6 separate regions of the Mus musculus genome follow, and regions 1, 3, 4, 5 and 6 are each linked to region 2. Evidence: chromatin loops called from intact Hi-C (ENCODE). Cell type or tissue: heart. All regions are shown on one strand. Region 1 has its middle 57 kb from the start of Lpin1. Region 2 has its middle 70 kb from the start of Gm40287. Region 3 has its middle 80 kb from the start of Gm48606. Region 4 holds the start of Gm36372 (a long non-coding RNA gene). Region 5 holds the start of Gm36235 (a long non-coding RNA gene). Region 6 has its middle 80 kb from the start of Lpin1.

The links. Hi-C counts contacts between places; a loop is a spot of excess contacts. Peaks named below come from ENCODE experiments on the same cell type or tissue, not always from the same donor. Only the 100,000 strongest peaks of a DNase experiment are listed, where the experiment ranks them.
Region 1: it touches region 2 in a loop (8-fold over the local background); 25 of 42 quality-filtered maps call a loop at or near these places.
Region 3: a loop joins it to region 2, with 2.8 times the contacts of the local background. A loop is called at or near these places in 2 of 42 quality-filtered maps.
Region 4: it touches region 2 in a loop (3-fold over the local background); 8 of 42 quality-filtered maps call a loop at or near these places.
Region 5: it touches region 2 in a loop (3-fold over the local background); 9 of 42 quality-filtered maps call a loop at or near these places.
Region 6: a loop joins it to region 2, with 9 times the contacts of the local background. A loop is called at or near these places in 29 of 42 quality-filtered maps.

What each region holds. Positions count from the first base shown.
Region 1 is chr12:16,530,501-16,535,500 of GRCm38, reverse strand. No RefSeq gene overlaps it. Among named protein-coding and RNA genes, the nearest start is that of Lpin1, 57 kb to the left of the region's middle. In heart, a CTCF peak has its summit at 2,009 (motif pointing right); DNase peaks (open chromatin) are centred at 2,090 and 2,820; H3K27ac peaks cover 824 bases.
Region 2 is chr12:15,533,788-15,538,787 of GRCm38, reverse strand. No RefSeq gene overlaps it. Among named protein-coding and RNA genes, the nearest start is that of Gm40287, 70 kb to the left of the region's middle. In heart, a CTCF peak has its summit at 2,808 (motif pointing left); a DNase peak (open chromatin) is centred at 2,787.
Region 3 is chr12:16,149,475-16,154,474 of GRCm38, reverse strand. No RefSeq gene overlaps it. Among named protein-coding and RNA genes, the nearest start is that of Gm48606, 80 kb to the left of the region's middle. In heart, no CTCF peak of the experiment used is centred here; DNase peaks (open chromatin) are centred at 2,154, 2,844 and 3,224.
Region 4 is chr12:16,229,243-16,234,242 of GRCm38, reverse strand. It overlaps Gm36372 (a long non-coding RNA gene), which reads left to right and starts at 1,799. Exons shown (of 4, transcript XR_381302.4): 1 at 1,799-2,098. It overlaps Gm48606 (a long non-coding RNA gene), which reads right to left and starts at 1,987. Exons shown (of 2, transcript XR_003950290.1): 1 at 1,655-1,987. In heart, CTCF peaks have their summits at 470 and 2,905 (motif pointing right); no DNase peak of the experiment used is centred here.
Region 5 is chr12:16,012,025-16,017,024 of GRCm38, reverse strand. Gm36235 (a long non-coding RNA gene) reads left to right here and starts at 1,499. Exons shown (of 8, transcript XR_872507.1): 1 at 1,499-1,622. In heart, CTCF peaks have their summits at 366 and 2,562 (motif pointing right); a DNase peak (open chromatin) is centred at 304; H3K27ac peaks cover 1,401 bases.
Region 6 is chr12:16,507,493-16,512,492 of GRCm38, reverse strand. No RefSeq gene overlaps it. Among named protein-coding and RNA genes, the nearest start is that of Lpin1, 80 kb to the left of the region's middle. In heart, a CTCF peak has its summit at 4,851; a DNase peak (open chromatin) is centred at 2,972; H3K4me3 peaks cover 491 bases; H3K27ac peaks cover 1,474 bases.

The DNA.
Region 1 (5,000 bases), 1.0 Mb before region 2:
CTTATGGCTATGAACTCTTCACTATGGGAGTAAAGACCTTTGCTGTTATTTGAGTTCATACAGGTATCATACCAACCCCGTTTACTCCTGAGAGATATGAATGCGTCCTTTCCACTAAAGAGATTGCATGTGGTCCTTGCACAACCCACATTGGATCATCAAGTTGAGAGACCTGTTTGAGATACCATGGCTCCTCTCTGGCCTGGAAGGAGTGTTGAGGAGCCAGGAGGCAGAGAAGAAGGTTCAGTACATAGTGTTTCACAGGTCCTGTTTGCCATGTTTGAGGTGTCTTCACCTCATAGACCCTGTCCCCCTCTTTTGGATATTTGTCCTTAGTTTTTCATTTTGAAGGAGTCCATCAAAGCCCTTGACTAGTTTGAGCTGAGGTTGGTCATATCCTATTAACACTGTACTAGCAATGGCCGGAGGCTTCCTGCGGATTGCTGTGTTGGCCTTGGTGATTATGGAGGGCATGGAAGAGTATCATCCTTAAATGCTAATGGCACTTCTGGGTAAAAACTGAAGAGTCCAAATTCTAACAGGTCCCCGGGTGTCTGTAGATTCAACATGTTACAGACAGAAGAAACCCTCGGACAGCTCCACAGATCTATGCTACCTGACTGCAGTGTCTGAGGCTCTCTTATCTGAAATAAAAACCAGGATAAACTTGTCTATAGGCCACTCATTCATCTGTGTTCTCTTTATCCTTTGACACCAGACCTCCATGGTGGTACCCAAGGCTCTCCTGTGTCCCCGCAGTTCATACCCCCATGCAGACAGAATGAGTTTTTGGATGCCTAGACTTTCCCAGAGACGAGCTTTGTTCACCTGGGAATTTGAAGGGCTTGGTCTGGTTTCAAAGAGTAACACATTCCCATTTTGCATCAGAAGCCAAAAACTATTTGGGTGTGTGTGGGGGGGACTGGTCTTAACCATCAGCTCTGAGACAGCTTTCGTGACCCCTGTGCGGTCGGTCCTGGAATGGAATTGTCATAGAGGAAAGTTAAAGAGGCCCAGTTTTGAAACAGGTTCTGGGACTTAACTCTCTTCAGGAGGCCTTTGGTCCCAACATCAGAGCTGAGACTCCATTCGACCATCTTTGTCTATCTGTGTTTTCTATCATGGTTCTGGAGTGTGAACAGCACTGTGCCCATTCCCTTGAAATACGAGAGGTGACGGGTCTCCGGGGTTTTCCCCTTTTTTAAAAAAAATTTATTTTTATTAGATGTTTTCTTTATTTACATTTCAAATGCTATCCCGAAAGTTCCCTATACCCTCCCCGCCCTGCTCCCCTACCTACCCACTCCCAAGGAGCTGAAGGGGTCTGCAACTCTATAGGTGGAACAACAATATGAACTAACCAGTACCCCAGAGCTCGTGTCTCTAGCTGCATATGTAGCAGAAGATGGTCTAGTCGGCCGTCACTGGGAAGAGAGGCCCCAGGGTCTTGCAAACTTTATATGCCCCAGTACAGGGGAACACCAGGGGTTTTCCCTTTTCAAGTCAGCTTGTAAAATGATTCCATTTCTGATTTGTGAGTTGCAAGGATTATAGGTGACCACCACATCTGAATTTTTTGTGGGTTCTGGGGATTTCAATGCTGGGCCCCTCACTTGTTTGGCAAGTGCTTTATCCACTGAGCTATCTTCGCAGCATCAGTGTCTCCGACAGACTCATGAGGATAGCCTGAAACACTATAGTCAAGGATGACTTTGAATTAGATCATTACTGCCACCCCACCCCCACCCCCAGTGCTGGGATTGCACGCATGTGCCACAATGAGTGTCTTTTATTTGGTACTGGGAATTGAACCAGGGCTTCATGCATGCTAGGCAAGTCCATGCTCTACACCCCAGGATAGACTTTACATTTGTAACCTCTCTTTTTATCCTGTAGCACCAAAGAGGATAATTGCTATCACTTGTGGTACAGCCAGGCTTGGTCCCCAAAGGGAAGCAGAGTCTGACCAGAGAAGCTGATCCTGGAAGTCAGTGAAAGCCGGTGGCCACAGGGGGGCACAGTTGGTTCTTGTTTGACCGAATAGCCTTTCAAAACAGCCTCTGCTTTGACAAAGGCCTTTCCCTGTGGTCCCAGGCTTGGAGACCAGCCAGGTTGTGGGTTGGATTTGTGTGGAGGCAGGGGAGTTTCTTCAGGGGACTGTTTCAGTGCGGATGTCCCTTGGATGAGCTCAATCCGAGGCCCAAATCTTTAAGTGAGCTTTGGAGGCCAGTCTGTTGAGATTTAAAATCTGTTCTTTGTGGCCCTGGAGGTTCTGGGAGTTTGTCCTGGGAGTTTGTTAAAAATAAAATTGTTTAGGACCTTATCCTAGACCTACCGACCCTAGCAGTGGGTGTGGGCCTCCGAGAATAGTTTAATAAGTCCTATGGGGTTCGGATGCACTCACATGTTGTGGACCATTGCAGCCCAGGCCCGGGCTCACGTCTGTCATCTGGCCAGCTCAGGAATGCTGTAATGCTATCAGCCTAGGACTCACATCAGCTCCACCCCACTTGCTCAAACCGGGAGAAGCTGCTACAAAGACCACCTCACCTCTTTGTATTAAAGGATCTTGGAGACCGAGCCACAGGTGCTTGCTTAAGTCACAAGGTGTCCTTCTGACCCTGTGGAAGCATCCAGTCAGATCTGCCTTCCTGGGGAATCTCAGATGGGAGCCACAGGCCTGGGAGACAGCAGGTCTGGCAGCCTGGGCAGAGTGAGAACGCAGGGAACAGGGTAGAGGTGGATGTGCCCAGATTTCTAATGGTCTCGTCCTCCCCGAAATGTTTGGGAGCCTCGAGGAGCCTGTCCCGATGCCAGCTATCTGTTCATTGGTGCAGGAAGTCCATTCAGCCTGCATTACTTTTAATGCATTTTGCAAGCAAGTGGCCTCTTCCTGTGACTCACTCCGCCTTTTGTGCACCGGAGGTTGTGGTTGGAAGTTTCACTTCGGAAAGTAACCACCAGTGCCTCCGATTTCTCCCGAGGCTGGAACCCCAACAAGTCACATGCATTTTGTAACAAAGAAGTGTAAATGGAGGTGCAGCCAGTCACGTTTCTGCTCTGTAAAAACATCCTTTTCTGAGATGGTCTGCAGAGCCAAGCTGAGAAGAAATGGGTTATATTTTCATTTCAGGACTTTGTGCTTTCTTTCCAGAATGTTCTTTGTCATCTTGATCCATTTTTCAGGATTATCTAAAAACAAAAAACAAACAAAAAAACAACAAAAAAAACCCCCCAAATCAAACCAACCCCCCAGCATTAGCTGATTGGGTGATCCATCCCTTAGCTGACTGAAAGTGACTCAGATCTGGACTGAAGTTTGGGTTCTGTCTACCAGGCAGCATGGAAATAATGATGGTAATAGGATTGGTTGAATAACAACGTGTATTTCATCAGGCTCTTCCCCAGTGGCCAATTCACGGGCTCTCTATACATTTATTTCTTCGGATAAGCCAGCAAAGGCTAAGCGGGCAAATTCTACAGGGCAGTTTTCTCAAGTTTAAAGACTCATCTTCAAAATGTTGTGGAGCTGAACCAAGTTATCACCACCCCTGTTAGTTGTAAAGCGATTTATGTGTATGAGTATTTTGACTGCTTGTATGTAAGTACCATGAGTGTGCCTGGTGCCTGTGGATGCCAGGAGAGGGGACTGGATGCCCCTGGAACTGGAGTCACGTGTGATTTTGAGTGATCCAATGTGACTGCTGGGAATCAAGCTTAGGTCCTCTGAAGCGTGTATGTGTACACACACACACACACACACACACACACACACACACACACACACACACATATATATATGTATATGCAGCCCAAAATGTTACTGTTATTTTGAGCTGTAACATGCTATGTGACTGAGGACAGCCTTGACTTTTGGATCTTCCTGCTTGCCACCACCTCCATTACAGGCATACAGCAGTGCTGGAAATTGAACTAAGGGCCTCACTCATGGTAGCCAACTACTCTAGCCAGCCAACGTGTTTTTCTGCTTTAATTCTTTTTGTGCACAACCCTAGTCTCTTCAGCATTAGTAAAGCCCAAATGCACTTAGAACTAAGTGCAGCTAAAGCCGTAGTCAGAGTTCCAGTTAGCATTAGTACTTACTACATTCTGGAAAGCTGATGTGGGCTTGAGAAACGGTACATTTGGATTTAGAAGAGATGCCTTTGATGTTTCACTTCTCACCTTGATTCTTTCAACTTCTGTGCAGGGAGGACAGTCATCGTCATTAAACACTGACCTTTTAAGAGTGAGGATGAGCAGTTATTCCATGTTTATGTGAGTGTCTTGCTGTTGGTGAAGTTATGATTTATTTTCTGTCTGGTGCTGGGGAAGGAACCCAGGGCCTTGTGCATATGAGACGAGTGCCTCAAATCCTGACCTTCCTGTTGAACTAGCTTCTATCTGAGGTTGACATGGGACTTTTAAATATCTCCTTTGACCGCCCAAGATGGGTAATTCCTCCTCTCTCTGATACCTTGAAGATGAGAGAGGGGCTTCCTGCTTACTCTAAAGTTAACCTGAATGGTCGACTTGACACAGCCCAGAGTCATCTGAGAGGAGAGCTCCAGCTGAGAAATTGCCCAGAACAGATTGGCTTGTGAGCATGACTGTGGGGGATTGTCCTGATTATTCACCGATGCAGAAGGACCCAGTTCTTTGTGGGTAGCTCTATCCCTGGGCCTGGGTTGTAGACCAAGTTGGCCTTGAACTCCCAGAGATCTGCCTGTTTCTGCCTCCTGAGTGTTGGGATTAAAGGTGTGTACCACCATGCCTGGATGAGGCCCTTTCTTTCATTAAATAAACAAACAAACAAGCAAGCAAGCAAGCAAGCAAACAAACAAACAAACAAACAAACCAAAGGAAATCTAGCTGAGTATGAGTCCAAGTGAGCCAGAGAGCTAGCCAGGAAGCATCGATCCTGGTGTCTGCTTCAAGTTCTTGCTAGACATTCCTTCCTGACTTCCCTCAATGATGGACTGCGACCTGTGACCTTGAAG
Region 2 (5,000 bases):
TGCCAGGCTTAAAATAATGAATGAACCCAGAAAAGACACAGAGACATCAAACAAATTGCAATAGGTAGTTTGATGGATATGAAGGGGGCAGAAAACCTTGTTACTCATTTTAACTGTGGTCTCACACAATACATATGCATGGTAATAATGACAATAAAAATATCTGATTTGTGGAGCGTACTGAGGGATTAGGAAGATGCAGTGTGGGACGGAGATAACCAACTCGAAACTCATCTGCACATCCAATTCTCAACACGAGTGAATTTACCCTCACTGGCCTAGCAAGCATCATTTTCTTTCCTTATGTATAGCTTGCAAAACCCATCGCTTAAAAACTGGCAGAAAAATGAAACAACATCACATGTGGCAGGTTCAGAGAGAAGCCAGTAGGAGAGGGTCATGAATTAGAGTAGAAAATTGTGAGCTGAATGGGCTAGGGTGTTTAGGAGTCTCATTCAGGTCATAATTAATTATAGGTGTGTGAGCCTTTTCATTCGTTTTGATTAACTGAGCTTAGGTGATCAATTCTAGTTGGCAGCTCTCACAGAAGATGGAATTTCCAGTCTGAGATGGAAATCACTCAAATATTAATCAATCCTTAGCAGTTTTCACATGACATTCTCCCTTCTACCAAGTCCCGCGATTCAACCAGGCATCTGCACATCACATTTCTCTGTGGCATCTGGAAAACTATGAACGGCTGGAGCAATGGCTTAGCAGTTGCTAGCACTGACAGCTCTTCCTAGAGGACCCTAGTGGGTTCAGTTCCCAGCATCAGCATGGCAGCTCACAGCTGTTTGTTGCTCCAGTTCCAGGGGACTTGATACCCTCACACAGACATACATGAAGGCAAACTAGAAATACGATTAAAAAAAAAACAAAGAAAAGAAACACAATGAATTAGTTGATGAGATTTAGTATATAGTGCCAACATATAAAATTTTTCTTTCTTGGCTATGTAATGAATGAGTGGATGAATGAATCCATCATAAATGTATAGTGATGGTTTGAGCGAGAAAGGTCCTCCACAGGTTCATGTGTGTGAGCACTCATTTTTCCAGCTGGTGGTACTGTTTGGGAAGGCTATGGACCCCTTATAAGGTAGAGCATTGCTGGAGTAATGTATGTGTGTGTGTGTGTGTGTGTGTGTGTGTGTGTGTGTGTGTGTGTTTGCTATGATGTTTTGAATTTTGTATTATTCTGATTCCTGTGAGTATAATGAACAAAACTAAAATTAGGTAACTCATATTTTTTAAAAAGAGTGTTTGGGGTCATAATCATATACGTGCAAAGTTGAAGTCCCATATCCGGTGATGGCCTACTTACCATATGGGGTTTGACAAAAAGCCTGGAGCTGATGCTCTGTGTCCTCTGGTCAGTCTCCCTCTCTCTTCTTATAAGGACAGCACAGTGCATTAATGAAGACTCTACTTTGGTGACAGAGCAAAATGGACCCCCACCCCCACCCCTGGTAATCATGCTAGGCCCGAGTGTCCATAATACTTCACAGTGGTGAAACAATTTCAGCTCAGGGAATCAGCGGGGAACACACTACACTCATGTCCAACCAGTGAGCAGTTAATGCTCTTGTCTGGACTGCCTTTCCTGCACACGCCCTTTATATCTGTGGGTTCCTTCCTCCCCAGTCTGGTCCCTCTCCCCTGCTTCATTCCATCTGTGTCAGTTCTCACTTTTCTGACTTGTTCCTTCCACTGGCATATGCGTGCAGAGATGTGAGAAGGGAAGAATGTGGGGGGTTGTGGACCCCTTGTCTGCCACAGAGCACTTCACACAGCCTTGCCTGAGTAAGACTTCACAGTCTCTGTGCTTTAGCACGTCATTAAAAAATAATTCAGTGCTGAGAGAGTGTTTTCTTGACACATTTGACGCACGGCAACCCACAGCTTAGAGGGACACGGAAGCTTCCCAAGTCAGTATTAGTTCCACGCCCCTTTTTTAGTTTAATCCTTTTTTAAAAAATTGTGCACATGAGTGCTGTATTTGCATCATTTGCATTCCTCCTTCCCCTCTAACTCCTCTCATATCCTCAAATTCATGACCTATTCTTCTTTACTTATAATCAGTAACACACACACATCCAACTGACATTTTAAAAAAATTCATTTTGGATTTAAAATTTAGAATGAATGGCCCTTTAAACAGAAAATCTTGGCTTTTTTGATCAAATAATTAGCCTTTGATTAGACTAGGAGACCAAAGACAACTTATTCTTAAAAGCATCATACCTCCCTGGAGAGCCTGTGAAGGCATTTTACTTCTCTGAGCTTCAGAGGACATAGTGGGGACTGCACACTCAAGCTACTTTGGAGAAACCCACGGAACGAAGGTTCTAGAACCGCAGGGCTTTGCCATTAGCGCCATTGCTGCTACTAACTGCTCGGACTATCATTACCAGGCAAACTTTTCTCTCCAAACTCAGTATCTCTCTGTTTTATGCTGTGGGGAGGAGATGGATAATGATAAGTAGAGGAATTCTCAATCCCCTTCCAGCAGAGAAATGCTAGATTTCAAATCAAGAAAACAGAGCCAAGTCATATTCAATAACCCATTTATATGATGATTATGATTATTATTTTGGCTTGAGAAACAGAAATTTGTTTCATCCTGTGGGACTCAGCTTTCAATCGAGCAGGTGTGGTGATAGATAAGTCCAGACCTCCGTCAAGGTGAGCTTAAGTGAACAGAATCTAGATCCTATACAAACCGCAAACCAATGTGCTTGCAGGCAAACACACCTCTTTCTGAGAGGCAGCCTCTGGATTGCCTTGTAGTGTGGCTCTGGCGCCCCCTCGTGATCTCTTTCGCAATTTTCCTGCAACTTCAAGAACATTGGTCATTGGTTCTTTTTTTTTTTTTTAATATTTTTATTAGGTATTTTCCTCATTTACATTTCCAATGCAACATCCTTAATCATCAGGGAAATGCAAATCAAAACAACCCTGAGATTCCACCTCACACCAGTCAGAATGGCTAAGATGAAAAATTCAGGTGACAGCAGATGCTGGCGAGGACGTTGAGAAAGAGGAACACTCCTCCGTTGTTGGTGGGAGTGCAGGCTTGTACAACCACTCTGGAAATCAGTCTGGCGGTTCCTCAGAATATTGGACATAGTACTACCGGAGGATCCCGTAATACCTCTCCTGGGCATATATATATCCAGAAGAACATTGGTTCTTGGAGGAATAAAATGCTTTTTAGGTAAAGTCTTGCCTGATGATTGCATGGAATCTGAGAGGTTCACGGATGGGATTAAAGATGTATCCAAGGAAAAGATGAAGAAAGTGACTGTTCTTTTGTTGCAGTAGGCAGAAAGGCAGGGATTACAAGAGACATTTACATTCAAAAGTAACATTCACAATACAGCCAACTATAAACTGAGATGTTTCCTGATTGGTTGATACAGTATATTCACTTAAGTATCGTTTGTTATTTTAATTCACACTAGTAGAAGCTGACTGCTGCTTTAGGAAGTATCTTGTGTTAGTGACTTTGTGTAGATGGGAAAGAGAACCTTGGCTTTTCCCTCTGTGTGTACCTGTAGTGGGGAGTGAAGAAGGGCAGGGGTGGAAGCAGGTAGGTGGTAACGCCATGTGGGGGGCATGGCAGACAGTGGATGGTAGAGAAGAGCAGATTAACTGGGCCAAGAAACATTAGGCATAGTGGAAAAATCAGAAGAGAATGAAGAAGTGACAGTTTTGGTGATCAAAGATGAAGAGATTTCCGTTGGGGTTGAAGGAATTAGGGCACAAACTGTGTGAACCTGTAGACGTCCCACATGAGTCTGGCAGAGGGTGTTTGTGTTAGAACTGTCACAACAGCCTTAAGTGTGACAAAAGGGTAGGACCTAATACCAGCTGAAGTGGGCTGAGACCTTGGACATTTTGTGAGGTAGAGTCCGTGCAGTTCTTTAGAACAGAAACTATGTTTGCGGGGCTGGAAGATGGCTCAGCAGTGAAGAGCTGTTGCTGTGTTAAGCTTGCTTTGCAAGCTTCAGGATGAAAGAGCCAGGTATGCAGTAGTGGCCTGCTGCTCCAGCTCCGTGAACACAAAGGAAGACCAATGGGACTCGCTGGCTGCCAGCCTAGTGGGCAAACACAAGCTTCATGTTTAACAAGAGACTCTGCCTCAAAGAAACAAAGAGAACAGAGACAGAAGACCACACCTACTGCCTTCTGCTAACCTCGGCAGCATGTGTTGGCATGTATGTGCATGCGCAAACGCACACACTCACACAGAATTACAGTTTTTGCAAGCAAGAAAACTACTTTTGCACGAATCTGAGCCCCTTGAATTTAACTCTAAACCTCTGGAATCTTCAATGGGGAAGCATGTTTGTCACACCATGCTGACATCATCAGCATCTGACTACTCCCTCTGCTCTAAGTTCCCGATGGGAGATAGCTCAGTACTGTTGCAGTGGGAACTTGCTGTCTTTGTCCACAATAAGCCAGAGGGACTGAACTCTGATATTTCTCAAAGTTGTGCACTTAGGTTGAATAATGCTTGTGAGCTTGTTTCAGAGTTTAATCAATGTAATGAGTCAGATAAAAGAAACCTGTTGTCAGTTAAGGGGTGAGGTGCAGGGTGCAGTACAGGCGATTTAGATGCTTCCACAGCACAAAGAGCTTGCCAGTTGGTAGAATAGAACCCTTGAGAATTAACAACACTGGTTACCTTCAGAATTTCTAAAAGACCAACTCTGATAGGTAGAAAATCATTTGTCATTTTAGAATTTGTTGGCAATTTTAAAAAGTCATAATTTTAAAATAGTCTGTGAAACAAGTTAAAATTTAGAAATATTAAATTCATTTAGTATTTCATCTATGTAAGTTGTCATCATGTCCCTGAATATTTTTTAACAAAATAAACTTTCTTTCTCTCTCTCTCTCCCTTCCTTCCTTCCTTCCTCTCTCTCTCTCCCTCTCTCTCTCTCTCTCTCTCTCCCTTCCTTCCTTCCTTTCTCTCTCTCTCTCTCTCTC
Region 3 (5,000 bases), 620 kb before region 2:
ATAAGGAGAGTGAGGTGGGTAAAAGTTAATGAGAGTCTTATGGAAGCGGTCAGAAAACCACAGGCATGGGCTGACTAAGATATGGGGGGAACCCAGTGAGGCTTCATAGGGCAATAGTAACAGCTGAGTCACAAGGACACAGATACATCCCAGGTAGGATGTTAGACTTCAATAGCACCTCCTTATACATGGGGAAAACATCTCAAGAGCCTTAGTGGGCACCTGGGAACATAGGCTGTTCACACTCTATGTGGGCTGTTTGTCCTATGGTTCTTGCAGTGGTAGCATATATTCCCATAGCTCATCTGCCACACCATTCCAGAAAATCCATTCTATTCCACTCCACTTCACTTCACTCCACTCCATTCCACTCTTGTTTTATGTGGTGCTATTAGGTGCTTTATGCTTACCACAGACAATACCTGAATACAAGTAGGGTGAGATTTCAATGGTTGGCCTGATAGCCAAGATAGATACTGGGTGACTAGTGGGCAAGTAGCATCTACTGCACCATGAGTACACTCACGAGTACATGAGAGTTAGGGATGATTCTCTTCCAGAGAGATGGAGTAGGGTAATATAAGAGTTCATCATGGCACACCAACAATACACACTGCTTAAAATCCAAAAATTTCATGTATGAAATTTCAAATTGAATACAGACAAGCCATAGCTGTTAATGCACAGCAGGCCAAAATAGACAAATATCTGTGTGTTTGAGGACAGTGTATTCTCCATAGTGATTTTCAGACCAACCAAGTGTTACATAGTGAGACTTAATCAAAGAAAGGCAGTGATTGGGATGGGGGTGGGGTGGGTAGGTTATGTGGTTCAGCCAGTAAGGGTATCTGTCACCAGTGTGCATGATCTGAGCTCAGTCCTTGGAACCCACATGGTAGAAAGAGAAGACTAACTCCACGAGTTGTTCTCTGTCACATACACACATGTGCTCTCTATCTTTCTGTCTCTGTCTCTCTCTGTTCACCTCTCTCTCCTTCTCCCCGAACATAGAGTAAGCCAATAAATAAGAAGATGACAGTGAAAATGCTGTGTAGGCCTGTAACATGGTATGCCGGGTGAGGCTTGTCCCAGGAACTTGAGTTAGGGATTCATGTGCTATACTATGTAGGTTGTCTAGAAAAGAAACGGAGATTTACTTCTGCACCTCTGTGAAGGTAGGTCCTCACCTTCAACCTGACCAGATGCAGAATCTCCCAGGTCAAATACCTCTGTGCATGTCTGTGAAGATGTTTCCATAGGATTTAACCAAGGGGAAAACCCACTCAGACACAGGAGGCACAATTCCATTGTAACTGGATTGTTTAGGATAAACACCGGGGAATTGGCAGCTCTAACAAGTGAGGCTCAGCTGCTCTTTGCCTGTACCCCAAGTAAAGAGACAAACAATAGCAAAATGAATAAACATATTTAATCAGTGTGGCCACATTAGGAAGAGGGACAAATGAAGAGGCCCAGAGATCTCCAGAACCTCTTTGAGATACTGACAGAAGTTTCAGGTTTAAATGTTTAGAGGGCCGGGTGAATGCATAAGGAAACAATACTGGTCCAGGTGTGGTCCTTCCTGCTACTGACCTATCACTGTCTCTGCTCCCAGTCTCTCCTGAAAGGTCTAATAAGTTGTCAGAACTGTGTAATATCTCTCCCTGGGAGGCATGTTCCTCTTCTGTCTGACACCAGGGCTCCAGCCTCTCTACTCCCTCAGAATAGAATTTTCAGAGAAATTCTAATTCTTGGGAGTGGCTTATTTTAATAGTCCACTAACCAAACAAAGTGGAACAAGGACTTTTCTCTTTGGAAATACCTCCTTCTCTGACAAGACACTCTGAGATGGTGTCCTGGACTGACTAAAAAGGAAAACAAAACAGAAAGGACAAAGCTGGGATTTCTTGCCAGTATCCATCTCTCCAGCTGTGGTTGTAATGCGAGCAGTTGCCTCACACTTGCGATGCCTTGGCTTTTCTGTCACGATAGTATGTACTCTCGTGGCTATGTCACGTGTGTCAAATTAAGTTCTTTAAATTGCTTTTGCATGGCATTTTGTCACTTCAGTGAGAAAAAGTAGTAGTATAGCTTCTATGTCCGGGCGGGGCAGGGCTGGGCCTGAAGTATGCCAAGAAGGTGGGGCAGGCTGCTGGAGTGGATTCAGGATGCTGAGTAAGGGAAGGCTGCAGGACCATGAGGGCCATCAGGGGGACGCAAGTGGGCCGGTTGCTTCTGAAATGTAGCCGCAGCATCCGTGGCAAGCTCCCTGCCACAGTTGTGGCTGCTAGCTGTGGGCTCCTGAGTCCGATTCATTTATCTTCTCTCTGGCTGTCTCCACTGGCTTTGCAAACCGATCTTCTAGAGTGGCATGAATCAATACCTCTCTGACTTCAGACGAGTTATAAGCTTTGGAGTTCTTCCACAGTGAACTTTCACATCTAGCCCAGAACACTCTGACACTCTGTCTTATACCACTTGGTGAGACCTTTGGTGGAAATTCAAGGTCTGGGCTTTTGACAAATTTCTTTTTTCCTTAGTCTGTTCATCGTTGGCACCTGATGGGGGCTATGATATTAGTACGGGAGGTTCCACCCTGCTTGATCATACAAACGCTAGAACATCAGTGTAAATCTCAATTCTCCCAGATCCCACCTTGACAGCCTACGTACATGAGAAAAAAGTACTTTCAAATTACCCCTGAATATACACCATCATAAAGATCCCATACATTCAAATTGCTTTTAAACAACAAACCCATAGCCTGTGAGCAGTGAAGCTATAAAAGTGTGTGAATCATCCTTCCAGAAGTCTCGCCTCCAGGCACGCCTGACACCCTTCCTTGCCGGAAACTCAACCTTCACAAAGACTGGAGGCTGCTGACAGCCTTCTGGGGAATAGATTATCTGATTCCACAGGCAGTTAAGAATAACATACAAATGTCATTTAGACGGACAATTTCTATGTGGATCAAAAGACACACTCAAGTTACTGGCTATGCTAGCCAAACCCTTTACTTCAATAATATCACAGCAAACCCACAAAACCTTTCTGGACTGAATGAGTACCAGTGTGGTGTGTGGGAGCTCTTCAGACATTCCTTCCAGGTTAGTAGATTATTTGCAATTCAGCTCTTTTACTGATGAGCATGTTATGCAACGAGCAGCAGCAGCCCAGGGGGAAAGCTAAAAGCCTGGGCTGCTTAAATTTTTCCACTGGATACTCACAGCCAGCTGGAGAGAGTGAATGAATATGCCTGGCTCTCCTGCCCTACTCCACCAAATGCCAGGGTGTGAGAGGGAGGGACACAGTGGCTAAGTTCACGGGCTCTGGTGGGAGATGCTGTGACGTTGGAGTTCTGTTGCTTTGGGGAGTCTACAGCCTGGGGGGCTTCCATTGCCTCTGTCGGTTTGAATTCTTGTTATCTCCCTGGATGATTTTTGTCTTTTTTTATGGGATGGCTAAAGATTCAGAATTAATACATGCTAGCTCAGTGCTGTTTCTGAACCAATGGGTCTATAGGCATGAGCTATTTTTTTAAAATCAAATTGTAAGTTTCATGTTTATTTTAATGCAGGCAGTGGTGCATTTTACTTTATATGTCTTTAACACAAAAGAATAGGGTTGTTTTTTTCCCAAAATTTCTAATAAAACTGACCCTTCCAGGTAAGGGGTTATGCTTTTGTTTGGCTTTGCCTAAGCTCTGGTACCCTGATGGAAAGCTTTGCCATGCTGAGGAGGAACAACTACGTTTGCCAGGAGATCCTCCCAAAGAACATGTGCTATTCCTTGTCTGGGCAATGGAGTGAAACCCAGTCCCCGCAGTTGGATCACTGTGGCAGGGAGGGATTGCCTAATTCCTTCCTCATTGCTTCTGATCTAGGGAATATTCACAGTAGTCACCCCCCAAGTCCATTGGAAAATATTCAGAGTAATCACCTCCCCCCCCCCAGCTCCATCTCATGTTTCCCTTTCTGCATCTTCAGCTACAAGTAGCCAACCACAGCTTGGTGAGAAGTAAATGATTCCAGAAATAAGTAATTTAACCAACCATAAATAGCCTGTATTGCAGTATATAGTTATAATTTTTAAAATTTTACCATTAATTATTGTGATTAATTTCTTACTTTACCTAATTTGTAAGCCAAATGTCACCACGGTACATATATGTAGGAAAAACCACATATATGTAGGGTTTACTACCATGGTTTCAGGCATGTCCTGTGGGTGGGTCATGTAATGTACCCCTTGGATAACAGCAGACAGCTGTCTTCATGGACTTGTTCATAGCCTTGCTGCGTCTAAAGATCATCACCGCAGACCCAACTTCAAGCCCTGTGGCCATCACTATAAAGAACAATGGCAAGTGTCTGGCCCTGGCAATGAAGAACTGTGGCAGGGATTGGTGGTCAAAAGCTTGTTGCTATCTAGGAAGTCTGGTCTCGGGGCCAGGAGCAAAACTCTAAGCTGTTGGGGCATATAACACTTCTCTACCTATGCCATGAAAGGAAAAGCAGCGAGCTAAAGGACCCCATTGTTTCACAGGCCTTCTTATTTCAACTCCTCACACACACTAGTACCCCAGTGATTAAGAACATTTATTATCCTCTTCTTTTGAGAACATAAAATAGACATTGTTTTTATGAGAGTTGTTTGTCTCTAAAATTAGACTTTCAGCCTGATGTAGTGGTAGAAACTGAGGCAGGGAGATAAAGAATCTGCTGATATAGAACTGTCTTAGTCAGGGTTTTACTGCTGTGAGCAGACACCGTGACCAAGGCAAGTCTTATAAAAACAACATTTCACTGGGGCTGGCTTACAGGTTCAGAGGTTCAGTCCATTATCATCAAGGTGGGAGCATGGCAGCATCCAGGCTGTCATGGCACAGGCAGAGCTGAGAGTTCTACGCCTTCATCCAAAGGCTGCTAGTGGAAGACTGACTTCCAGGAAACTAGGGTGAGAATCTTAAGCCCACACCCACAGTGACACACCCATTCCAA
Region 4 (5,000 bases), 700 kb before region 2:
TGGAACAACAATATGAACTAACCAGTACCCCCTGGAGCTCGTGTCTCTAGCTGCATATGTATCAGAAGATGGCCTAGTTGGCCATCAGTGGAAAGAGAGGCCCATTGGTCTTACAAACTTTATATGCCTCAGTACCGGGGAACACCAGGGTCAAGAAGTGGGAGTGGGTAGGGGTGGGGGAGGGAGGGTATGGAGGACTTTTGGGATAGCATTGGAAATGTAAATGAAGAAAATACCTAATTTTAAAAAATGAAAAAAAAAAAAAAGAATGTATAGATACATGGTTTGTCCCGCATCTGATGTGGATTCGTGGAGCTGAACTTGGGTCCCCTGCAATAGTAATACATGCTGGTAATCACAGAGCTGCCTCTTCAGACCCACAGGGAAGACTTTCCAAGGGGAAGTCTGAACTTGCTTTTTCCTGCAATTTGGGTCTGGAATGCCTTTTGAAGGCCATGTGTTAAATGTTTGATTGCCAGCCTGGGGCGCTATTGGGCAGTGGTAGAACCCCTAAGGCTTGAGACTTAATGGAAGTCATGAAGAATAAAGGGATGTCAGACCCAAGCCCCTTCCCCTTCCTCCTTTTTCTTTGATTCTCAGAAGCCTTGGAGTGGGAGCAGCTTTGAATCATCCTGTGCCCCCTGCTGTGGTGCTTGTCCCTTTCATAGATCCCCCCTCAATGGACCCAAACAGCCATAAACTCAAACGATGAGTCAATATAACTATTTTCCTCTTGATCAGTTATTGACTCTAGGTATTTGTGTCAGCAGTAGAAAGTTGACTAATCACAGAACATGGTGGACAACGATCAGAAGGAGACCTAGAGGTGCTTGAAGGTCAGAATGTTGCAAGGTGTGTGTGTGTGTGTGTGTGTGTGTGTGTGTGTGTGTGTGTGTGTGTGTGTGTTGTCATGGGAATGTGTTTCAGAGAGAACAATAGTGCACATGGAGGCCCTTTAATTAGGGATTACCTAGCTTCACTGTCTCAAGAATAGAAAGGAGACCCATGTACTTGAAGTTTTGGAGCAGCCAAGCAGTAAGTGCCTTCAGGGGAAACTGGAATACCCAAAGGCCAGCAGTGCTCATTCTTGTCGCTGGTGCTGGGGCAGGTGTTCTGATCACCAGGACGGTGTCTTTTCCACCAAGGTGAAACAGTAAAGCACATGCCACCTCCCCTTGGAAAACTCAGTCATGATGGCCTTCAACAACACGTTGTTAGGTAGCTGGTTATTGAGTAACAGACCTGAGGGATGCGGGAGTAGACGTTTCCTACGGAATCAACAATGTGGAGACCAGTGACTAGAACCATGGGACCTTAATTACTGAGTCATATTTCTGGCCCCCGGAGGGGACGGGACATCCTGAGCTGCCTGGAAGACCAGCAGCAGATGTTTATCTAACCTGGCTCCAGGAACCCCAAACCTCACAAGATTACTGGTGGTAATCTTTTCTGGTGGTTTTCTGATAAAGAAAAAACAAACAAACAAACAACCCCCCAAAAAACAAAAACAAACACAAATAACCACACACACACACATGGTTGCTCCCACCTGTATGAGCTAATCAAATCAGGACTGTCAATCACCTAGACACAAAAATGCTCCCTCAGGAAAAACTGCCTGCTCTAGAGTTGTTTAAAATGGTATAAATCCTACCTTAAATGGAGGAGACAGCTGTCTCTTTAGCCACTGTCCATGAGTGCATTTCACTGTTCTCTACACAGTCTGTCTCTTATGCTGTGTTCTGTGTGTCTCATCTGAATTCTCCATGCAGATGACAAGAATTCAGGAGCTAAGAGGAGTCCAGAGAGATCCTGGTGACAACACAGAAGATGAGATTTCCTAAAACCTGTGACAAAGAGTAAAAAAGGCTCCTTAGAAACACAAGTAATTCACAAGTGGAAGAAGCCAGCCAGCTCTTAGGCATGTACAGTGGGATCTAGGTCAACTAAGGTTTGTTCCTGCAGAAAGCAAGCCTCTGCACTCTGAGCTCATGTGACTTCTCATTGAGACATCTGATCTCGGAGCTTCCTGGCCAAAGGCACAGCACGCATGGCTGAACTCTATTAATTCTAGCTGGAAAACCCTGCAAGGATACAGGTTTGATTTTCTCCTGATCCACTATTGAAGTTTTGTTCAGTGTTTGAATGTACTCATCTGACATAGTTTTCCTTCCTTCCTTCTTTCCTTCCTTCCTTCCTTCCTTCCTTCCTTCCTTCCTTCCTTCCTTCCTTCCTTCCTTCCTTCTTCCTTCCTTCTCTCTCTCTCACTTTCTGTCTTTCTTCTTTTTTTTGTGGTGGTGGGGTATTAATCTAGGACCAGTGTCTCCTAGGTGACAATAGGAATGTCTCAAAGGAGAAGTGGCTAACGTAACTATTAATCACCCTAAAATGAAGCTAATTAGGGAATAATAAGTTAGAGTGGGAGAGGATGATGCTAGGGCCGAGAAAGGTGAGTTTTTTCCTATTTGATTCTGAAAGCTGGATGCTGAGACCTTCCATGGGAGGAAGAGCAGAGTGCTTTCTATTGTATAGAAGCAAGCTAGGATTTCAGAGATCAGGGAAAGCAGGCCAGGCTCCCAGAAAGCCTTCTTATTTCTGAAAGACAGGTGAGTCCAAGTCTGTAAACGCTGTAAGCTGTCGAGACCTTAAAAGCCCAGAACTTAATCTCTCTGATGTTTCTTTGTTCTTGTATCCACTTAGGATGCTGGTCCTGTGTGGAAGGTGCCTGGTGGCTGAAGGTACAGCCCCATAGGAAAATCACAAAGTCCTCATGTTAGAACCTACATAAAATAGAAAGGTACAGGGACCATGGGGGCTCTTGCTTCATAGTGAGCTTTCACCATTGCCCTAGGTTGGAGAGCACTAGCTAAAGCATGGGGGTGAAGACAAAAAGGGTATAGAAGTTTCCAGAAGAGGGTGCTGAAAGGACAGGGTGTTAAGCTCCCAGAGGGGCTTTGGAGCACCAAACAGGCTGTCATTGCAGATGGCTCAGTCTGAGGTGGATCAGAAGATGAGCTTGAGATGTAAATAGGCCATGTCTCAGAGAGTCTCGAATGCTACGTGGAGAAGTTTGCATATGGAACAATGAACTAATTTTAAACAGAGGAAAGACATAGTCAGATTTGGGTTTCCACAGATTGCCCTAGTTTCGTAGAAAGACTAGAGCAAAGGCACATTTTGTGGCAACCTTAAAGAAAGCATGTTCTAGGTCAACCATAGTAAACTGAAGAAGAAAAGGTGGCCATTTGTTATGTAGGGTGTGGAGACACAGAAATGCGGTAAAATTGGTAACATGGAGAAGGAGGTTCCACATGCTTGTCCGTGCCATCAAAAAAGTGGGTATCGTGTTGCTAAAAAGGGAGAACACATACTTTTGGTTAAATTGCAAAATGTCCTGTTTAGTATAAGTTTATGTCTGTGTTATTCAAACATTCCCCAAGCCATGCTTACAATATGTGGAACAGATTTCATTTCCTATTTTAAGGCAGAGCATGTAGAAATTGAAGCAGACCTTCAGAAGGTGAACAGGGATGTACGGAAAGGGAGAATTTGTATTTCTAGGTAATCTTTGAAAGGAGGTCAGACTGTGCTAAATGGTTCAAGAGGTAAGACTCACATTTAACTGGAACATCAATCTGAGTCATTATGTTCAGAGGTTAACATCATGAAGTCACTGAAAACAACTATTTTGAAGTATATAGAGTATTTCTGGGGAAGGATGCTGTTCAGCTTGATTCTCGAGGGAAGGTGGATGAGGGGTGACTGGTGTCATACCACTCACTGTTTTTGTTTAGTTAAAAAGAGGAGGAGCCTGTTCCTGACTTCTTGAGGCTACCAGGAGAGTATAGCTTTGAGACTGTACCCTGGACTGTCTTCAACCCGCCCCCTACCCCTGGATTCCATGAATGCTTCAAGAAGTACTTCACCTTGAGATGATGGGAGCTTATGACTTCAGATTTCTCTCAGCCCAGAAATGCTGCCATCCCTTCTGCTGTGAGCACCCTTGAGATTTGCTAAAAACTGAAATGGAAGTAGCTCTGTGTGAAGAACATCTCTAATGGGATTTGTTGTCATACAGAAAAATCTCACAATATTTGAGATGGTCTCTTGCCTTTTTGGATTTTGAATTTGACGCCTGTGACATCAGTGATGTAAAGAAAACAGTATGACATTATGTTTAGATTTTACTGATGTATAACTTATAATTAGCTGAGATAAAGTAGATGTACAAGTTGTTTGTGATGCCTTCTGGAAATCATGAAGGTTTGGTACAGCTGCAGAACACAACTGCCAAAGATATCAGCAACCCACTCTCAAGCAAGCTTCAATTTATTAAAAACAAATCTTTAAATATAGTATAAGAATATTCAACAGCCATCTCTTTGTGGCCATCAAGAATGTGCCTACTTCCTGTATGTTTCTATAATGTTTTTTCTATCTGTGTTCCTTCCCTCATAATTGTAGCGAATACAGTTGTTATTGCATGGCTCTGGAGAGGCTCATAGGTCTTTCTTGATAAAAGATCCCAAACTCAGGGGTACTACATATCCTATTGACCCTTTCAAAATTACTACCTTGTGCTTTACCTTGTGTAAATTAGTATTTAAACATCATATTCTGAATATAAAAATAATTTACCCCCACCCCAAATGTGGATGATCAATAATGAACATCATCAGTATTTAGTCATTGGATCAATAGAGGCCAAAATATGACAGCTAGCTCAAGGAAGTGCCTCAAACTCAGATGCTGTGGGGGATGTGAATCTTGGGGTGGGGGTGGAGGTGGGAGTCAGACTGAAAAGCAAGGTGTGAGCTTGTGGCTCTGCTGGGGAAGACATACCTTCTGCAAAACAGTTTTTCAGCAACAAACAAAAAGGAGTGAAGAGGCTGGGACACAGCACTGTGGTGGAACACTTGCCTAAGGTGCAGAGCCAAGCATTGAGAAGGAAGAATGGAAAACTCCTAGGGGTGGGTGGTCCACCTTCTCAGTTCAGATGG
Region 5 (5,000 bases), 480 kb before region 2:
AAGATTTACTCAGCCAGACCATTATCTTCAGTCTGACTCTGAGTTGCTATAAGGATTCAGTCATCATATCTAGAGGGGCCTGTGCAGAGTGGTGGTAGGAGCCATGGGAGAACAAGGTGTTCTAAGACTTGGTGAAAAGTCATGTTAATATCATCTTGTTCCAGTTGTCAGTACAACAAACCAAAACTGCGACACTTACAAGGGCTTCTATCTGTTCTCTAGACAGTTAGACAAAACACAGAAAACAGCAGAGGTAAAAATATCCCAACTATCAGTGGAACAAAGCTTAAGCTACCCAGAACCATTTGTGACAGCTGGCAATGTACCTTCTGAGTCTGCTCTGCTCCAGTGCAGAGTGAAAGGTTGACCAGTAGGACCTCCTGGACCAACAGTCTATATAGAAAAGGAAGCAAGGTGATTATGAGGGAAAGGCTGACCTGTCCCAGAGCTTCTTGTAGAACACACAATGCTTTACATTTACACAAATGCTTTCAGTCACCTGAATCACAAGTGGTTTTTTAAAATTCATCTGGAATATAGCCTTTTATGAAAAACTCATTTACATGTGTGGGTTTCTAGGAAGAAAGATCAGATTTTTCACTGTGCTAAAATAATGTAAAATTAAAACTATCCACTCAGCACTGTAATCAATGTACAATATATTCATGTAATATATATCCAAATAATTGAAATGCTTTTGTTGAGGTGTAGAAGATACAGAAATAAATGAAACCTTCATCTGGAGAAACAGTTTCTCCAAAAAAAGAAATGCAAGGGAGTGGCAAATCTGAAAAGTGGATAGACAGGCAATATTCTGGCTATGAGTTGATTCCTACTAACAGTGGGACTTCAGTTAGTATAACCTCCTCATTTCTTTTGCTACAATAATGCTATGGAGATTTCATGGAGGGATGGGTAGTATTTAAAATAAAATAATACAAACTCACATTGCTGAGTCCTTAATAGGCAATCCTAAATCATAGCTAATTATTTTTTATTGTTATTATTACTGATATACTGGGGTTGCCAGAGGGACAGAGACTTTCTGACTTGAGCTTTTTTGGCGACAGTATTTAGAAAAAAAAAATACCAGTGTCTGTCTGGCTGGAGGCCTGTGTCCTGAGTGTTCTGGCAATGCTGTTCTTGGCTGTCCAGGGCTGCAGTCTGTCTTTACCTTGAACTGCACTAAGATTAGAGTTTCTTGTAAATGGTGACTTAATTATTCATCAGAGTCTTTTTACAAGGTTGGGCTGCTTCCCCTATGGGTAGGGAGTGGCTGGAGCTGCAGTTTAGGGCAGGAGCTAGAGTATTCCATTGTTCCTGTTCAGAGTTCAATCCCTTATCTCTGAAGGAGAGTGCAGACTGGCTCCTAAATTTCTGGTGACTCTACTCCTGTACACACGCACGCACGCACGCACGCACGCACGCACGCACGCACGCACGCACGCACGCACGCACGCACGCACGCACGCACGCACGCACGCACGCACGCACGCACGCACGCACACACACACACACACACACACACACACACATACACACGTACGCAGACACAAGTGAGAGTGCGCTCCTAACTCCTAGAACCCTTATGCTGACACCTGTGTATGCTGGAAACAGATCAGGTAAAGTTGAATGACATTGGTGGAGAGACATCAGAAAATGAGGCTCTGATGATTAAGGGGAACAGATGCAGCCAGCAAAACAGTGGAAGAGCAACAGGTAAAGGTTCTAGTTGGAAAGAAATGCAAGGGGATTGATTGCAAATCTGAAAAGTGTGTAGGTTATAACAAATGCAGGTTGGCTTGCTGTAGGATCAGGGTAGGTGTGTTTCCTGTGAGGCTCTGTTTTAGAGGGTCTTGCGAGGTTATAAATTTCTTCTTTACTCTCTCATTCAGAGCTACCTTCTTTGTGGGATACCAAGAAAAGGTTGTGGGTGGAGCAGGATGGAAGTGGGGGTTGGGTGGAGGGGATAACTTCAGCTGCTATAGATCTCAAATGATCAGGACCAACTCTCCTTCCCTGGCACGTAATGACAGGTTTCCCTTCTGTTTGTCAGGAATCATGGGTGTTTCAACCTACCTCATTTTTAAGATCTACTGTTGGTTCTGGCTCCTAAGAAGCTACCCTATAAAGAAGAAAGTAGGGGGGATGGGGAGAGGGAAGGAAGGCCCCAGGAGTGAGGGCAGGAAACACATCCTGGCTTGAAATGTAAAAGACACAAGTTCTGTTTGCAACTCTAGAACTGACAGAGATCTTTTTTGTTGCTGCTTTAATAGGGGTCCCAAGTAGGCCAGGCTGGCCTCAGACTCTTACTACATAGTGTGAATATTCTGCCCCCAACAACCAAGTGCTGGTATTAGTATCCCAACTACACCAGGTATTAAATATTTTGAACAAATTTAAACTTTACTATGATTTGTCTTTCTGTTTTTAAATAATGTGAGGAGTGTCTGCCTGCCTTCCTTTCTTATTATATCTTATTTATTTACTTATTTATTTATTTATTTATTTATTTATATGTAAATGGGTGTGCAAGCTTGTTGTCTAACCCCTTAGGAGGCCAGAAGGGGGAGTCAGCGTCCCTGAAATAGGAGTTACAGGCACTCTGAGCTTGTGTGCAACTCCTGGGAATTGAACCCATGTCCTCTGAGAAAGCAGCCAGTGTTTTTAAGCACAGAACTTTCTGCTCCAGCCCCTGCTTTGGAATTTGATTTTTGTCTTTACATTTGATCTTAACCCAAAGGGCTAGAAGAAGTGCTTTCTTGTCTGCTAGTGGCTTTGGGGATAAAATGAGGTAACACACTGCGATAAAACAGATAGGTGAAGGTCCGTCTGAGTCAGTTCCTGATTATGTAGTCAATAATGGCTCTCACAATCGCATCATGCCCTAGGTGTTTGCGCTGAAGTGTTGGTTGGAGCAGTCTGTGTCTCAGTATCCATTACACTGACCTCTACTGACCTTTGGCAGAGCTCCTGGGACACCCTCTGTTTGGTCTGTGCTCCCCTGCCTTGCTCAGCCCTCAACATCCCTCTTGCCTGACTGTAGCTATCTGTGTAACTTTCTGTCCTTCCACCGACTTGCTCTAATGAGAAGTCCTCTTCCTCCTGTGCTTTTCCCAGTGCTTCCCTCATGCTGAAGTCTTCCCTGAGGTCTTCAGTACAGTCAGGGCTAAATCCATGTTCCCAATCTTCTACTACCCCTATCCTTCAACCTCAATGACACTTTAGTCCTTCTCTTGTTCCTCTCTACAGCAATCCTGGCTGGCCTGAAATCATGTAGTCTTTGGGGTCAGTGCAGGCACATTCTCAGCTCCCTGTTCCCATTAATCAGCCAGGAAAACCTCCCTAAGAATGATTGTGGAGATCTCTTTCTCTCAGAAACTTGTTTTTCTCCTGCAGAGAATCCCCATGTGGTGCTGCTGTATCTGTTGTGTTTTATATGGTTAGAAGAGCTTGGCATGGTGGGCGGGGCTCCTTGGTGGGCCCATGCTGAGGCATCCCTTCCCCCGAGGTACCAGCCATACAAGGGGCATAGTGTAGAATACAGTTTACTTAAGACATGGAAAAGGGGGTTGAGAAGGGGGGGGGAGGAGGAGGAGGCCAGCCAGAAGTGATTGGAGAAAGAGGGAAAGTGGAAAAGGGAGAGAGGGAGAAAGGGGTCAGGGAGAGAAGAGAGTCAGAGAGAGAGAGAGAGAGAGAGAGAGAGAGAGAGAGAGAGAGAGAGAAGAGAAGAGAAGAGAAGAGAAGAGAAGAGAAGAGAAGAGAAGAGAAGAGAAGAGAAGAGAAGAGAAGAGAAGAGAAGAGAAGAGAAGAGAAGAGAAGAGAAGAGAAGAGAAGAGAAGAGAAGAGAAGAGAAGAGAAGAGAAGAGAAGAGAAGAGAAGAGAAGAGAAGAGAAGAGAAGAGAAGAGAAGAGAAGAGAAGAGAAGAGAAGAGAAGAGAAGAGAAGAGAAGAGAAGAGAAGAGAAGAGAAGAGAAGAGAAGAGAAGAGAAGAGAAGAGAAGAGAAGAGAAGAGAAGAGAAGAGAAGAGAAGAGAAGAGAAGAGAAGAGAAGAGAAGAGAAGAGAAGAGAAGAGAAGAGAAGAGAAGAGAAGAGAAGAGAAGAGAAGAGAAGAGAAGAGAAGAGAAGAGAAGAGAAGAGAAGAGAAGAGAAGAGAAGAGAAGAGAAGAGAAGAGAAGAGAAGAGCGAGGAGGGGCCAAACAGCCCCTTTTATAGCAAGCCAGGCCTCCCTGGCTTTTGCCATGTAACTGTTGAGCATAACTTAGAAGGAATGCTAACAGAGTCCAAGACCCCAGAGCCTCTGAAAAACGTGGTTTAGCCCCACCTCCATGTTTGTCCAGATTTCCTGCTTGGTGGGATTCCCAGCCTCACTTTGCGTGGAAACATGAATGAATAAATGAATGAAGGAACGAATGAATGAATGCAGCGATGTAGGAGTCTACATCCCCTCTGCAATCTGCAGAGATGATGTTTTCCCGGGGAGGAGCACTGACCAGCATGAGTCAGCACCTTGGTAACCTATTGATTTCCCCAGCCGGCTCCCCACCTATTGATTGCCATGGGCTTTGCTGGAGGAGTTCTTTCGGTCAGTTTCTATCCCTGCCACTTTAGCTGCCTGTGCTTTACTGTTATTACACTCTGCGATTTGAGGTGGCACTGGGCCCACCTTACTCACTCAGGCCAGTATCTGGTAGGGTGCTGGAGCCAGACTGCTGATCACCCTCAAACCAAGTGCTCGCCTTCCTAAATGTCACAAGGGAGCCAGCATATCACACTGTGCCTTGGAGGGTGGGGATCCCCTCTCCTTCTCCATCCTACACCATCAAACAAGTGTTTAGACAGGCTGGGCCTCCTTTATACAAACAGGGCCTGCTCACAGCAGGTGAGTCGCTGTATTTGTCACCACCCCCTGCAGTTCTGTTCTTTCCCCCCCTTTTTTTAAAATGCAGTCACCGCAATAAATTAAACTTTCATGGCTCCATTTCCTTCTTTCCTATTGCG
Region 6 (5,000 bases), 970 kb before region 2:
TTTTTTTGACAATTTTGAACATCTACACATTAATCATGTCTATTCCCTAGGCTCTGTCTCATTTTTCCGGAGAAACCCTCAGCCACTTTCCAACATGCATGCCTCCCGCTATCTTCATATCTTCCCTTACCCTTTCTAGAACCCACTGAGTCCAGCTAGTGCTGCCTGCTGGAACACTGACTGCTCTTGTTGGCCTGATCTTGAACAGGTCTCGTACAGGTAACCGTAGATGAAGAGAGTTCATAGGTACAATAGCTACATCATGTCCAGAACACAGCATTTCACTGCACGCCGACTCTTCCATCAGTTCTTATATTCTTCCTATCGTCTCTTCTGTAGTGTTGCAGAACTTTGTCTTGGGTGGGGTATGGTGTGGATATAGGTGTCCCATTAATAGCGGAGTGACTTCATTAGTTCCAACTCTGCACTAACTGTGTCTACTATAGAAGAAGCGTCTCTGGACAAGGTCGAGGGCAACACTGACCCATCCATCTTAAGGGCACACACACAAATATTATGAGGAAGTTTGATGACACGTACATTCTGTAACACAGCAGTGGTGGGTTCCCCCTTAGGACCTGTGACCTTCCAAGCCATGGGGCTTTGGGCCAGGTTTATAGAGGCAGGCATGAATTCCTTCCTCTGTACCTGGCTCAGCTCTAATCAGAAAGTGGTTGGTTACCCCCATAACTTTCATGCCACTATTGTGCCAGTGGGTATGGCTTGCCTGGCAGGTTGGTCTTGCAGCCTTCAGGGTTCACTTCTGAGTGGTAGATCAATGGCTTTTCCCTCTCAGTTTGTATGTCATTGTTTTGTTTGCTCATTTGTTTGTTTTTGTCTGTTTTCAAGTTACCTGTGGCCAGATGATTTTATTCATTTTTGTTTCTGCTGGAACTCCCTTGCCTAGGACAGAAGACCTGATACCCAGCAGCCACACACACCCTGATCCTTTTTTTTTACTGGATCAGAAATTGAAGAATACAGGTGCAAACACCTCTACCATAGCTGGGATTTTGCTCTGTAGAAGGGAGTTCCTGTATGTGTCTGGGTTGTGTTTTCTATTGGAAATCATGCATCGGGAGTCTCCTGTTTCTCTGTATCCACAGGATGAAGTGTCTTTGGGCTCATAACATGAGGTATTTCTGAGACAGCCAGGATAGAGCTGGCCCAGAGAGCAGGACAAGCAATTGCTAGGCTGAAACTTGGTCTAACAGGTGGCACAATAGGGTCTTGCCTTTATGCCTTTTCGGAGGTCTATTAAAATAAGTAGCACACTTACTGTCAACCTTAACTGCCTGGGGAACTGCCTTTTGGTCCAGATACGGGCAGTTCTGTCCCCTGTTCCCTGTGATGTGCCTAGGATAAGACAGGCAGTGTCTTGTGGTCTGCAGGGCACACAGTATGAGTGATTAGTGAGCAAATAACATATACACATGCAGCCTTCTTCTCTGCTATGTCCGTTTGAATACATGAAGGAACCCACAAATCCTAAAGCAGAGTTAATGTCATTCATCGGCATGACTACAAGTTGGAAAGAAGTCATTTAGAGTGCAAGAAGAGGGTCAGCCTATCTTCTTGGCCTCCTGCCCTCATGAAGCAGTGCAGGGGGCAGGCTCATTGCACTACAAGGCTGGAGAGAGCCCTGATGCTCACTGGCAAGCAGCATGTTCTTGGGCCACTGGTTTTCCCTCTTGGAGCTTCTCTCTTTCTCTGTCAGAAAAGGATGCAAATGTTTGCCCAGGAGCAGCTAAAGCCACAGGTGTGTTGTTGCTGACGCTTGGCAATGTTTGGTGTCTTCTTCCCTTCCTGGAGGGGCCATTGCAATGGAAGTCTTGGAGTCTTAGGACAGAGGTGAAAATCTCAGGTCAGTAGTTATTTCCATTGTAGTTTGACAACCTGAAATTACTCAGGAAGAGGGATTAATGAGAAAACTTATTGAGATCAATTACTGGGGTACTTGGACTGTGGTCATATCTTTGGGAATTGTCTTGATTGCTAATTGAGGTGGGCAGGTGTCTTAGACACTGTCCTATTGCTGTGAAAAGACACCATGACCAAGGCAGTGGCCGTGGTTTTGGCTGTGTGCAGAAGGACCAACATGATGGAAGGCACTGGGTGAAGGGAGGCGGGTGGGGAGGAGATTGGCTGGAGGGGTTGGTACAGCCAAACAGAGGCAAGGTAGGCTCAAATATCACAGGACTTTTGAGACAATGAGGGTCTTGCTCCCAGCCAGGAGACAATGAAGCAGCTGGAATAAAGTATTACACTCTCAATGCTCCTTCACAGCTTTAGTGGTGGTCTGTTACCTGTCACCTCAGACTGGTTCAAGGGTCTTTGAAGTGTGAAACCAGCTTAGCCAGCTTGATTTGTTCTTTCTCCTTTCTTTAACTTGTCTAGGATAGCCGAGTGCAGGGCAGGGGTCAGAAAGGAGTGAAATCAGCCCTGAACTTTGAAATGTTTGTCATGCTGTAGATGAAAAAGGCACAGGGGTGGCTATGCCCCGGGCATCCTGAGAGCCGCCTGCTGCTGCAGCTACTGTTCACATCTCTGCATTCACTTTTGCCTCTTTTGCTGGATTCTTACAGCTGTATGACAAAAGAACCAGTTACTCAAGCCACATTCAACCACTCACAAGGCAAGCGATGTTGCAGGAAGACTTTCAGCTACTGAATTTAGGATAAGGAGTGGTACTCTTAGCGGCAATCAGTGTGCACATTCTTGCTCTTGGCAGACTAACTATGGCCTTTGAACCCTGGATTCTCATTGTAGAATAATTGCTATGTGTCGGGAGACCACGCTCAGGGGAGGCAGAGCTGGCTCCCTACAGTGAGAAAGGCTCTGTTTCCCTTTGCATACATACCCACTTCTAAGAAACAGCCTTCTTCAAAAGGTATGAGTGGTTCTTTTGATTACCAGTAGATGGCGCCCAACACCCCCGTGGGAACTAAGGTCGTGGCTTCCTGTGTCTCTCCACTCCCCCGCCCCCGCGGCCTCGCCCCCATTCAGCCCCATCTTCTCCTTCTTGGGAGGGGCCTGTCCTTTCAGGTCCCAGGCAGAAAGTCACATAAAACAATTTGTGTCAGTCAGCAGATTCCTTGAAGATCGAACTGAATGATGAATGCAGGGTTGGAGGGCTCTTTTGACCTCTTTTTCTCTCTCTTTGTTTCCTGTGAATGCCTCATGGGCTGCCTACTGGCTTTGCACAGAGGACTCCTGGACTCCTTTGTGACTTTAGACCTTTCCCAAATGTTTCCCGACTGCTTCTCCTCCAGGTTCTTTCTAGCCAAGGAAAGACATTCAGAGAACACACCCTCAGCCATGCATACTCTCTACAAGCGCTCTCTCCCCCAGCTCCAAGCCCGAAGAACTCCTGGCCTTTCGGACAGAAACCTACTTTTTGTCTGTGGCCTCTACTGAGGATCTGTCTGCTCTGATTTTCAAGTAAAGAAAGCTTTGCCCAGCAGGGAAATGGGTCTTGACTTCAGACCCGATTTTCCCAAGGGCCAAGCAAGTCTCTTGGAAAGGCCAGTATCACCATGCCTTTTCTCTTTCTGACCACAGATGGACTGTCATAATATTTTTAACTTTGCTGGCTCTTTACTTCCCACTTTTGTTTTGCAGGTATCCTGTGCTGGTCCCAATGGGACACTCTGACCTATTGACTCAGTATTCAGTATCAGGACTGTAGTTGGTATTTAAAAAATAGGGCAGATGTTCCAAAAATGTGTTAGCCATGGCATAAGAAAGTATCTTTAAGACTTAGAGACAGATTAGCCAGTAAAGTGCTTGTCTTATAAGCACAAGGAACTATATTTTACCCCCAGAACTCATGGGAAAAGAAGCAGGGCTTGGTGGCTCTTGCTTCTAATACCAGCATTGGGGTGGCAGAAAAAGGTTCTGTCTCACTGGGGTTCATTGTCTAACTAGTCTAACCTACTTGGCAAGTTCCAGTGAACTACCCTGTCTCAAAACAAAACAAAACAAAACAAAACAAAACACAACAAAACCCCCAAACAACTAAACAACCAAAAAATCCCCAAAACAAACAAGGGGAGAGAGTATCTGAGAAATGATACCCGAGGTTGCACATGTAAATGCACATGCACACGCAATGCACACATGTGTGCCTGTGTACAAATAAACACACATCACAGCCATACATAAGAAAGTGACATTTCCTTCCACCCATCCCCCATCCTCTATGCCAGACAATAGGACTTCTCTTAGTATATACACAGAAACATGCAAAAATGGACTTTGTCCTCCAGGAGCCTCTGGCCAAAGGTGGAGTAGGGGGGTAAGAAAACAGACACAGAAATTCCCAGGTGAGACACACTGTAGATCTATGAAGCCTGGAGCTAAAAGGTGACATAAGAGTGGCCTGCTCCTTGTCATTCAGCAACCATATTGGGCTTTCCTGATCCCTAAAGTGTTAAGTCTCACGGTTCTGGAAGTCTTGGTTTCTAGAGGGCACTTGTAACCATCAGGTAATGTGAGTCCATCAACCCCGAGGGTTGCAGCTCCTTCCAGGTTGTACTGGGTTCCTTGTGAAGAGCCATTCCAGGAGTGGCTGTCCTGGGAGGAGTTATGGGCCCTGCTCCTCAGGAAGAAAGACAAGCTATACTGCTTCATGATGCTTCCCAATGGAGAGTGGGGTAGAAAGAGGTTTGTCATTGAGGTGGCCCTCTGGGCATCCCTGACACTCAGTTTTAAGTAAATGGGTAAGTTCCACAGCGGTAGCTAATAAGGATGCAACGAGCCCTGCTTGTCAGGTGCAGGGTCTTGGTCTCCCAAGTGCTTCAGCCTGGGAAGAACAGGGCCAGCTCTCCTGACTGCTGCAGGTAGTGAGGGGCCGTCATGGAGTGTCACCCTTGCACACACACCACCTCGTGGCAGACAGATGAGTGGCAGGGCCAGCTTTTCCACGCTCCCCCCCCCCCTCAGGCTGGCTCACCTGCGCCCCCACTGCTAGGGTCAGCTCTTCTGTGCTGTCCAGGTGG